Regions from separate parts of the Homo sapiens genome. Here region 1 is linked to region 2. Evidence: chromatin contacts called from ENCODE Hi-C or POLR2A ChIA-PET data. All regions are on one chromosome and are shown on one strand. The core of a region is the stretch at or near the end of the contact, and the rest is flanking DNA. Distances in the headings are between cores, read along the strand shown. Region 1 has its middle 75 kb from the start of LINC02622. Region 2 has its middle 4.9 kb from the start of UNC5B.

The links. Hi-C counts contacts between places; a loop is a spot of excess contacts on that map. ChIA-PET counts read pairs that join two places held with the same protein, here RNA polymerase II (POLR2A). Pooled maps may share reads with other maps.
Region 1: a loop to region 2 is called in a map of heart right ventricle, with 4 times the contacts of the local background. The contact joins two enhancer-like sites. A Hi-C loop is called at or near these places in 11 of 168 maps with a recorded cell type or tissue (Caco-2, HCT116, Right ventricle myocardium inferior and 3 more) and 14 of 50 pooled maps. POLR2A ChIA-PET finds 5 or more read pairs at or near these places in 1 of 52 experiments (WTC11).

The regions. Positions count from the first base shown.
Region 1 is chr10:71,011,374-71,017,483 of GRCh38, forward strand. No RefSeq gene overlaps it. Among named protein-coding and RNA genes, the nearest start is that of LINC02622, 75 kb to the left of the region's middle. Within about 2 kb of position 2,803, at least 4 of the 41 ENCODE cell types and tissues checked have a DNase peak (open chromatin) inside an H3K27ac peak, as active enhancers do; they include heart right ventricle, where a contact is called at or near this core.
Region 2 is chr10:71,204,720-71,210,571 of GRCh38, forward strand. No RefSeq gene overlaps it. Among named protein-coding and RNA genes, the nearest start is that of UNC5B, 4.9 kb to the right of the region's middle. RefSeq lists a silencer at 4,552-4,611. Within about 2 kb of position 4,457, at least 2 of the 41 ENCODE cell types and tissues checked have a DNase peak (open chromatin) inside an H3K27ac peak, as active enhancers do; they include heart right ventricle, where a contact is called at or near this core.

The DNA of each region.
Region 1 (6,110 bases), core at 1,553-4,052, 200 kb before region 2:
GGGCTAGCTTAAAACTTTGTATCCTGGCTCCTGGTTGCCCAGAGTGGGGAGGTCTTGATAAGGACCTTGAGATAATGGTCTGGAAGTTGAGAACAGAGCCACTGGGGCTCCTGGCTCCTTGCAGATCCAATCTAAGGGCTGTGGCACCAGGCTGCGTGCTCTGGATGAGTCCCTTCCCCTCTCTGGGCCTTAGACGTGATTGTTGTCATGGTGAGAACTGGGGAGGGTGTGGGAGGATGGAGATGTGCACATAGCAGGTCCTCAGGAACTCAGCTGATGATGAAGCTGCCCCAGCTCGGGGTGAAGGCTGCGGTGCCCTGTTTCCTTGACCTTAGCCATGGGCAGGTGGGCCAGTACCTCAGGTCACTGTCAGGGACTCTGGGAGATCCTGGCCCTGCCTCATCCTGGCACTGAGGCCTGCAGTGATTTCCTCACTCATTCTTACAAAAGATCTCCAGAGGTCTCAGGACTGCACTAGCTCATGGTGACTTTGTTTTTATCTGTCATTGTCTTCTGAGTGATTCCTTTGCCCCATCCTATGTTCCCCCAGTTAGAGTGTGAGCTCCCTGGGTCAAGAGGGGAAACAGAGGCTGGGTGTCCTGTCCCCCAAGTCCCAGTCCCAACCTCTCCCCTCGGCAGCTGTGTGATATGAGTAAGCTGATTAACCTCTCTGAGTCTCAGTTCTAGCCACAAGATGGGGATAAGGCCTGCTTTGCCTTCTTCTCTGGGCTCAAGTACACTAAAGAGAACTGAGACCAACCTTACCTGGAGCCCCTCAGCTGGGCCCAGTTCGGGAAACAGGTGAGCTGGGTGCAGCTCCCGGCCTCAAGGGACTTGCACTTCTTGCCGGGGAAGATGGAGCCACACTCTCGATGGGGGCTGTGGAGAGCCCTGAGGTTGGGGGAGAGTTTTCTAAGTGGGGGTATCAGGGAAGGCTTCCTGGAAGAACCATGGGCAGGACAGGTGGGCAAGGCCATGGTCAGGTGTGTGCAGGGCTATCAGGGATGCAAACCGGAACCGCAGCATACAGAGTGTGCCAGCACTGGGCCTACACAATGTTACCCCAGACCAGCAAGCAGTCCACAATGCAGCCTTGGCTCCACCCTCCTGGAGTGCACAGTGTGGTGGGGGAGACTGACTCTAATCACAAACTCACCAAGCAATGATAAGCTTTACTGGGGATGGGGGTGGCGTGGGGAGAAGGAAAGTGCTGTTTTTAAGGGAACAGCAATTATCTCCTGAATGTTTCCTATGTGCCAGTCACTTTGTGCACATTACCTTGGTTCATCCTGACTCAGGTGGACATTGTCAGTGTCCCACAGGAAACCGAGGACCAGAGAGATAAAGTAACTTGCCCAAGTTTGCACAGCAGGCAGGCAGCAGAGCTGGGCTTGAACCCAGGCCATCTGGCTCCAGAATATCACCTTACTGTAACCACGGAATGACCCTGCCTCCTCATGTGCCCACCACAGTCTGCCCTCTCTGGTATATCTTGTTCTCTCCCTGCCCCCTCTTCTTACCACCAGGATGCTGCAGCAGAACAGAGTTTGTTCTTGAGCAGTGCAGGGCAGAAGCAGCATGTTTGCAGGTGTTGCTGCAGACCTTTGCTAGATGGCACCTCTCCCTCTCCCCAGACTCCAGGAAGAGCCTCAGCGCCTGGCAGGGAGGGGGAGAGGAGAGTGAAAGGACCAGAAAAAGCACTGAGGATTGGTAGGCCCCCAAGGAGGTACGCCTGTCACTGTTTCCCTTCCTCCCCCACCCCCACCCACTTGGGGACTTTCAGGACAGAGAGAATCTGCATCCGCCCCTCCCCTGTTCACCCTACCTGGTGGGGTCCCCCAAGTTTCCCTGTGCCCAGCATCACATGGGAGCAGAAGAAATGGGAGCAGCATGGGTCGTAGCAGGGGACTCAGGTCAGGCTGGTAATGATGCAGTAGGGGCTGTGGGTGCAGAGATGGGACAGGAACAAGGATGTGCACCTGTGCTAGAAGAGCCGGTTCAAGGATGCCAGGGAGCAGCCAACACTGAGGCGTGGGAGGCTCAGCACACGAAATGCCAGGGAAAGCAGGAGGACCCTGAATGGCTTTCGATTACATTCCTGCCTCCTGGCAGAATGGGCACTTATAGTAGAACTTAAGTTCAGTGACACAAAAATACAGCCACTTTTTTCATGCCCTGATTTCAGCAACTCAGAATCACCATGAAGGAGACTTATGGGGCGCCACGAATCTGACCTCAGTGGGGAAGTCAGGGAAGGCTTCCTGTAAGAAATGATGATTGGCCTGAGTTCTGAAGGAAGAGTAGGAAATAAGAGGGTGGAAAGAATATTATAGACAGGAGGAACAGCATGTGCAAAGGCCCTATGGCAGGCAGAGCTTGATGGGAGAAACAATGAGGTACTTCCTCCTGTTGTGTGCAAACTGCCTGCTTAATCCAGCTGGGAGCCAGGACTGCAGCCAGTACATCTGCTGGTAATTAACATGGGGACCCAGGAGAGTGGGGCTCTCAGAACACCCTATCCTTGGTTTTCATCTGCTCAGACTGTGTTTTTGCCAACTCTGGGACTCCTGACACCTCCACAGACTCTGAATATGAGGAGCAGAGGAGGAGCCCTGGGCGACACCCTTATTGTCGGGCTAGAGAAACCAAGGACAGAGAAGACAAGCATTTGCCAAAGCCCACCAAGTCCACGTGGGAACAACCACTGCAGAGCTGAGGCCCTGCCGTGCAGCAACAAGCCTCCTGCCTTCAGAGAAGAAAACAAGTTCTAGCTGTTCCCCAGCCCTACTCAGGCCTGAGAGGTTTCTAGTAGTCACAGTCAGGAGGATACGATGATGGCTGCCCTGGAGATGGGCCAGTCAGAACTCACAGCCACCCACTTGTGCTGGTTATAACCCCACCACTACCATGGTGACCGCTTCAATAGCCAGGAGGGCTGAAAGGAACAGGCAGCCAAGCTGTGTCTGATACTGGCTGCTCCGTCTGAACCCCCACCTATACCTGGACCCCACAGTCCCTCTGAGGTTATGGAGGGACAGTGAAATGCTCAAGGTCACCAGCAGGCTAGTAGCTCAGGAACCCAGGCCACCAGACTGGCTCCACCTGTGCTGGAAGAGCCAGCCCTTCCTTCTCCACCAGGGCCTCTGCTCTCCTGGCCCCAAGGAGCAGGTGGCCTGTTCAAGGAGAGAGGCATAGATGGGGCGACACAAGCATCAGCCCCCTGGGCTTGCCGGGTAATTATGCATTAGGAGCTAATGTTAATAAAGGCTCCAGGAAAGAGGTTTTAATTCCAGATCTCACCACCAGATTATTGCACATGAGGGAAATATCAGAGCCCCAGACTGTCTCCATCCCTCACCCTCCATCTCCAAGCAATCTGCTGCGTTTATTAATTCTGACAGAATTTTCCCAGGCTGGGGAGGAAAGGAGAGCAGGAGGGAAGTATGGTGGGGGTGGGGAGGTAAAGGGAGAGGTGGGGCATGGCAGTTTGGAGCAGACCTTGGGCCTTCTACTCCCTCCTCAACCCTACCCACCTGCACAGCCCCAAGGCATCCCTGGGGCATGCAGCGCACAGCTCTGCCCAGCCCCAGCTCCATGCTGCTGCCTCCAGAAATGGGACCCCTCCAGCAGCTCTTTTACTATCTGTCCTCCTTGATCCTCTCAACTTCCCCCTCTTTCTCATCCCTTCCTCCTCTAAGAATCACAGTCTGACTTTCCTTCCCACCTGAACCCCACCCCAGTGGCTCCAATTCCTTGAGTTACTTACAGTGATGCTGAGATTCACCTTTTAAGAATTTATTCCCAAAATGAACCAAGTAAAAGAAATATCGGAAAAAATCTAAATATCCGTCAAAGACGTTTATTTTCTAAATTATAGTACAACCATGCACTGGAATACTCTATATGTAATGAAATGGAATAATCTAAAGGTATATTGTTGAGAGAAAAAAACATCAAGGTGCGGAACAGCATGTAAAGTGTACTACCTTTTGGTTAGAAATACACACGCACATGCACACGCACACATACACACACACACACACACATTCATGTGTATGCATAGAATATGACCTAATTCATTATAAAGACCTTGTGCAGACAAAAGGAGATGATGTTTATAAAATACTTGGTACAATGTCTGTTACATAGTAAACTCTCACTTAAAGCTTACTGTTGTTATCATTTGACATCTGACTCCTAAGTTGCTTCCCACTCTACCTTGAAGCCTCTCTGGAAAGGACATTTGCATGAACAACACTTGAGAAGAGGATGGGTTATAAATGAGAGGAAGCCAGCATAGGTTTTGGGGGGCAATAGGAGGTCGTATGCTGGTAAAGCCGCACAGGGGCTCTGACTGCATCCCCAGATGGTGCCCACCACGTCAGGGGCCTCGGGAGGCGACAAAGAAACCCAGACCTACAGCTGGAAGTTTCAGGAAGATGGAACTCAGTGTAGAAGAAGCAAGCACCATTACAGCTAATTTCCTGAGGAAGTGGTGATCTCACCATTACATCAGACATCCCAGCAGAGGTGGGCCACCACTTGGTTAGGCAGCCGGAGAGGAAATAGTTATATAGCATGAAGATGCAGCCAATCTCTGTAACATGGTTCTAAAGGTCTGTGATCATGAGTGCAAGCTCTTAAGGTCTTCAGGAATCCCCCAGGGAGCTTGCGGAAATGCAGATCCCCATACCCCCACTTACAGATACTCTATTTGGCTGGGGTGGGACCCAGAAATCAGAATTTGTAAAAAAAAAAAAAAAAAAAAAAACTACAGTAAGGCAATATGGTATTGGCAAAAATATAGACACATAGAGTAATGGAACAGAATAGAGAGTTTAAAAATAGACCCACATAAATATAGCCAATTGATTTCTAACAAAGGTGTAAAGGTGATTCCATTGAGAAGGGATAGTCTTTTCAACAAATGGTGCTGGAACAACTGAACATCCACACGAGAAAAATGAACTTCAACCTAAACCTCATAGCTTATACAAAAATTAACCCAAAGAGATCATAGATCTAATCTAAAATGTTTAGAAAAATAAAACATAGGAGAAAACATAGGTGATCTAGGAATAGCCAAAGAGCTCTTAGGGATGATGCCCAAAGAAACATCTAGAACAGCAAAAGCTGATAACTTGGATGGCATCAGAATTAAAGAGGCACTGTTAAAAGAATTCAAAGACATACTACAGACTGAGAGAAATCACATATAGTACTTGCCAAAGGATCTATATCCAGAATATATTTAAAAAGCTCTAAAAACTCCACAGTAAGAAAATAAACAGACCAACTAAGAAATGGATAAAAGAATTGAACAGATACATCACTAAAAAGGACATGAGCCTGGCTGTATTAGTCAGGGTTCTCTAGAGGGACAGAACTAATGTGTGTATATATATATATGCATTATATATATAATTATATATAATGCATATATATATTCATTATATATTATATATTAGGTGAATATATATATATGTGTATATATTCACAATCACAAAGTCCCACAATAGGCCATCTGCAGGCCGAGGAGCAAGGAGAGCCAGTACAAGTTCCGAAACTGAAGAACTTGGAGTCCGATGATGGAGGGCAGGAAGCATCCAGCATGGGATAAAGATGTAGGCTAGCAGGCTAAGCCAGTCTCTCTTTTCACATTTTTCTGCCTGCTTCTATTGTAGCCATTCTGGCAGCTGATTAGGTCATGCCCACCCATATTAAGGGTGGGACTGCCTTTCCCAGCCCACTGACTCAAATGTTAATCTCCTTTGGCAACACCCTCACAGATACACCCAGGATTAATACTTTGTATCCTTCAATCCAATCAAGTTGACACTCAGTATTAACCATCACAAGTCCACCGTTTGTCAATTTGAACCCATACGTATCTCCTGAGATCATACATAATCTTCTAAGAAAGACAATAATGAGGTCTTAATTACGCCTAACATAATACAACTATCCTTTGTACAACTGGAAACACACCAATCTCCAACCCAAATACCATTACATAAAGTGAATGATACTAAATGCTGATGCTAAGTCAACAAATCCTATGTCACATGATAAAGGAGAAAGGTGATAAAATGAAGATATTTTCTTAGTAC
Region 2 (5,852 bases), core at 3,207-5,706:
CTCCCGCACACACGCATACTCCACTTTGCTATAGGGTTTCTTTCCTCTGCCTCTTCCTTCAGTAAAGATCTTTATAGCCAATGTATCCAGGAGGACAGTCCACAGCACGGGGACCTCCTCTTCCTCCTGGTCTTTCAGAAAGCATCTGTGAATCACCTTCAGCATACTTGCCACTGGAAGATATCTTTGGCATTTATCCTGAAAATAATAGTGAATTATCTTCAGTGCTGACTCAGCTTTCAAAAGAGCCTGCTACTGAAAATCCAGAACTACAACAAGAAACGTGGGAATTTTGTCTCTTCCAAATTTATTTTTAATTATCTCTCATTTTTAGTTTAAGGAAGTGCTATACCTTCAGTGATTACACTTCTGCCTAAATGAAAGCTTCACAGTATTATAATTCTTGAGCTAGTGTTTTGTAAATAAAGCTGATTTACATATTAATCCCATTGAGTGAATTATTTACTTTATCTTGTACTCTCTGGATAGTATAAATATTGTGTTTAATTTGATTAAGGGTCCATGACACATGAACAATACTGGAAGTATCACATGCACAATGCTGAAATTGAATATATTTGAAATGGCAAAAGACATTTTTATATGTCAAAAGGTGTTTCATTGTAGTTTTAGGACAAATGTGAAGTGGCCTGATGTTTTTATTAGACAAATTAACTTGATATTTACCTGAATACATTTAAATTGGAATGTTTAAAACAATTGAGAGTGAGAAAGTTTAATAGGACTATCTCATTATTTTAAGCCCTGTTAGACTATATGTAGCCTCTGCCCTTCCTCATCCCCCTACACAGATAACTCCCCATCCGTAAGTCCAGGCAGAACCTTGAAAAGGTTGGTAACGTGGACTAGTCATAAGAATGTGCGTCTAAAAGCTCAGGGTCAGTACTTACCAGCTGACCTTAGACAAGTCATTTTCCCTTTTGGAGCTGTGGTTTCCTTTGTCATAGGCCATGATTAACACCAGCCTCTAGGAACAATTGAGATGATCAGTGGGAAATCATGTCATTAAGATAAAAGAACTACACACAGGGGATTTAAAGAGGCAGCGTCTTGTGTTTGTTTAACATATAAGCTTAGAAGCCAACAGCCTAGGTTTGATTCTAGCCTCAGTTTCTAGCTAAGCAGGGAAACCAAGTCTGTTTTCCCATTTTTAAAAGGGATGGACAAAGGGATGATTTCATCACTCAGAAAGTCACAGAATTTAAGACTTATGAATTGTTTTGCTTTTGGAATTTTTCATTTAATATTTTTGGACTTCATTCGACTGTGGATAACTGAAACCATGGAAAGGAAAACCGCAGATAAGGGTGGGGAACTTCTGTACATACTAATGGCTTCTAGTCCTGCTTAAAAGATACCAGCAATGAGAACTACTTTTTAATGGGGAAAATCATAACATCTCCTCATGGGTAATCATGGAGAATGAAGGAGCTAACTCAGACGGAGCTCTTGGCAGGGTTTCTAGCTTGCTATAGTTGCCTGTGCGATGGTTAATATTAGGTGCCAACTTGATTGGATTGAGGGATGCCTAGAAGACTGATATAGCATTGTTTCTGGGGGTATCTGTGAGGGTGTTGCCAGAGGAGATTAACATCTGAGACAGTGGACTGGAAAAGAAAGACCCACTCTCGATGTGGGTGAGCACCATCCAATCAGCTGCCAGTGTGGCCAAAACAAAGCAGGAGGAAGGAGGTGGGATAACCTTACTTGCTGGGTCTTCTAGCTCCCTTCTTTTTCCCCTGTGCTGGATGCTTCCCTTGGCTCCTGCTGCCCTCGGACATCAGACTCCAGATTCTTCAACCTTTGGACTGTGGGACTTGCACCAGTGGCTTGCCGGGGGCTCTCACACCTTTGGCCACAGACTGAAGGCTGCATCATCTGCTTCCCTGGTTTTGAGGCTTTCGGACTCGGACTGAGCTGCTACCAGCTTCTCTCTTCCCCAGCTTGCAGACGGCCTATCATGGGACTTCGTCTTGTGAGCATGTGAGCCTATTCTCCCTATATACATACATATATCCTATGGGTTCCGTCCCTCTGGAGAACCCTGACTAATACACCCAGCATACACTAGCTAGCATGCTTATTTCTTAAGATATTGACCACTCCTGTAGCATCAGTCAGTCCTGTGCTCACTGCTATGTGCTGGGAAGTCCACAGGGACCTTTAACTCACCAAGTCCAAACCCAAATCCACCACCCTCTCCCCAGCCCAGCCATCCTCCTCCTTTCACCATGTCTCTCCTTGCAACCTCTGCCACTCGACCCAGCTCCCCTCCCTTCCTCCATCCCTAAGTACCCACCCTCCCTCAGGCACCAAATCTGGGGAACTCTTTCTCCCTCTGCAGAGTCCCTACTTTCTGCCACCTGAATCCCTGGGCCAAGGCCCCATTGTCCCAGGAGCATGCAGTGGCCACCTTGTTGGCTCCTGCTCAGTCTGCCCTGACATCCAGCTGCAAGGAAGCTCCCATGGCACAGCTCCAATGAGGCCTCTCTCCAGCTCAATCAGCACCCATGACTCCTGTTTCTTACAGAATCAAATCTCATCTCTAGCACTGCAGGCCTTGCCCTTGTGTAGAGATTTTTCCCTTCTTGGCCTTCTGGTGTGCTGTTTGAGGGGCAGTATGAGGATGTGGCCACCTCCTGACCATACCATCACATACATAACTCTAGGCCTTTGCTCACGTGGTTTGCTCTGCCTGGACTCCCTCCTGAGTTCTCCATGTTTAAGGTTTCCTTCTCACTCCTAGGTCTAGCTTCCAGCATCCCCCACTCAGATAAGCCCCCCAATCCCCACCCCCGGCAATGCCAGGGCATGCTAGCTACAGCCTGCTGCATGTGCCAGCTCTGGCTCAGCCTGCCTTTTCTCTGCCCCATAAAGCATAAGCAGGACTGGATACATAATCTCCAGGGCCCAGTATAAAGTGGAAATCAGAGCCCTTTTTTCCAAATTATTAAGAATTATGAAATGGATAAATCCTAGTTGAGGGACATTCTACAAAATACCCAATGAATAATTCTCAAAAGTGTCAAGGTCATCAAAAACAAGGAAAGACTGAGAAACTGTCACAGCCAAGGGGAGCCTGAGGAGTCACAATGACTGTATGCAATGTGGGATCCTGAATGGGATCCTGGAACAGAAAACAGAAGGACATTAGGTAAAAACTAAGGAGATCTGAATGAACTTTAGCACATAATAATGTATCAGTGGTTCATTAATTGTAGTAAAGGTACCATGCTAATGTAAGAGGTTAATAATTAAGGAGACTGGGTGAGGGGCATATGGGAACTTTCTGTACTATATTTGCAATTTTTCTGTAAAACTAAAACTCTTCTAAAATGAAAAGATGGCCTTTTAAACATTTACAACAATAAAAGAATTTTGAGAAGGTGACAGCAGAGGCGATAAATAAGTTATAATGTCCAAGACAGAATTGAGATTTGAACCCGGATCTGCCTGAGCCCAAGGCTTTTGTGACCAACGGCTTGCATTGCCTGAACAGCAGTGAGAAGACCCTGGAGGGGTTGGTGGAAAAGACTGGGTAAGAAGGATGGAAGGAAGAAGGTTGTCACAGTACTTAGTAGAGGTTAAGAGTCCAAGTTTAATGACCCAGGCCACATATAGTATGATTCCATTTATATGAAATGTCCAGAATAGGATAGAAAGTAGATTAGTGGGTGCCAGGGGCTGGGGGAGGGGAGAATGGGGTTAATGGTATGGGGTTTCTTTTGGAGGTGATAAAAATGTTCTCCAATTAGGTAGTGGTGATGGCTGCACAACATTGGGAATATACTAAAAACCACTGGATTGTGCACTTTAAAATGTTTAAAGCGGTACTTTTTTTTTTTTTTTTTTTTTTTTGAGACAGAGTATCACTCTGTCGCCCAGGCTGGAGTGCAGTGGCACGATCTCGGCTCACAGAAAACCTCTGCCTTCTGGGTTCAAGCGATTCTCGTGCCTCGGCCTCCCGAGTAGTTGGGATTAACAGAGCACGATACCATGTCTAGCTAATTTTTGTATTGCTAGTAGGGATGGGGTTTCGCCATGTTGGCCAGGCTGGTCTTGAACTCCTGACCTCAAGTGATCCGCCCGCCTCCGCCTCCCAAAGTGCTGGCATTACAGGCGGGAGCCACTGTGCCCGGCCGAAGAGATTTAGAATAGTACCTGGCATATAGTAAGCACTCAACCTTAGCTCTGATAATATTATTACAAAGAGATGGTAAAGCGTTAAGGACTTCAGCTTTAGGCGCTTCCCTTCTCCAGGGTCCAGGTTTTTGGGGTCCGTTCTGGACCGAACGACTCAGGGGAGGCACCGTGAACTCATTCCCAAGCCTTCCCACTCAAGATCCTGCAAACGGAGTCGTCTGAGTGCCACTTCCCCTGACAACCCGGGACAAGGACTCTGTCAGGGCGGCCCCAGGCGGGGTGGGGCCAGGACAATTCTCCCATCGCCGGAGGAGGGAGACTGGCGGCCACGGGGAGGCGTAAGCGGCAGCGCGCCGCCTGGTGGCACCTTCGCGCACACGGTCCCGACGGAGCGGGAGGCGTCAACCCCAAGCCGGCAGCCACTCCTGCCGGGAGCCCCTACAGCTGCTTTTAAATCGTAATTGTTATCAAATAGGCGGTTTTTATACAGCCAGATTATTGGCCTTATTATTCTTCTTAATACTGTGAAGTAATTATTATTCCTGTTTTACAGTTGAGGAAACTGACGCTGGGAAAGTTTCAGTAACTGGCTTAAGATCCGCCAGCAGGTAAGAGCAGCCCCCAGGTTTAGGGCCACAGCCCTCCAGATCCAGAACTCTTTCCTACACACTCCTGTGGTTTGAGACAAGTGATGGTAGCCGCTGGAAGCATCTGCAGTCCCCACCAAGGGTGAGAACTGGCTCTGGGACTGATTTCAAAGCAGATCTATGCCACAAAGCCTGCCCTACTTTCAGCCTCAGAACCCCCAGACCCCAGGAAATAGAGGGGAGGGGAGGGTGGGGCTCACATAGCAACTCTTAGGCCCTTTGACCATCAACCCCTTTCCCCCCAGCCTTATTGATGTACCCACTCAACCAAGGTTGATTGCATCCCTGCTATGCCAGAAACTGTCTTCAGTGCTAGATATATCATGGGGAACAGGGAACACAGGGCACCTGACTTCAAGCAACTCACTGCTTCGTCCTCATGCTTAACTCCCAGCAGGATGCCTTTGCTGTGAGGCCCATGGCACTCGGTTTGGGAACACCCTGGCAAATCTTAATCCTGCTATCCTAATGTGTCATCCCCCAGGCAGGGACCCTGCCCATTCTTCACCCATCCCGGGGAAAGGTATGGCTCAGGGGGAGTCTGACTCCCTCTGAAGCCCCTTGCCTGGCCTCAACTGACAGCCTGCACTCTTGAGATGCCAGGGCTGGAGAGGAACCACATCTGCAACTGCTCAGCTGCAGGTGGCTAGAGAAGGCTCAGAGACTTGGTACAGGAGCAGGGGCACAGAGCAGTTACAGAGAGATTCCCAACATGCAAAATCCCATGCCCTGATGCTGGAGTCCTGGAGGGAGAGCAGGGCCCGGGACCTCCCAAGAGTATATTTCAAGAGTTGAGAGAGTGGTTAGGCTGAGAAGGGAAGTGGGGCAGGGACTGGCAGGAGAGGGGGTAATGTCTTCCTTTTGCTTGCCCCCATCTCCAGTCCCCCTTCTCTCCACCCAGGAATTAAAGCCGTGAAACCTGATACTTGGACTAGAAGGGCCTGCTGGGTACACTTTACCACCTAAACAGCAAAGTTCCAAGGGGTGGAACTTTTTAGAAAAATCTCCAATACCCCACTGGCCTGAAGGAGAGAGAGAAAG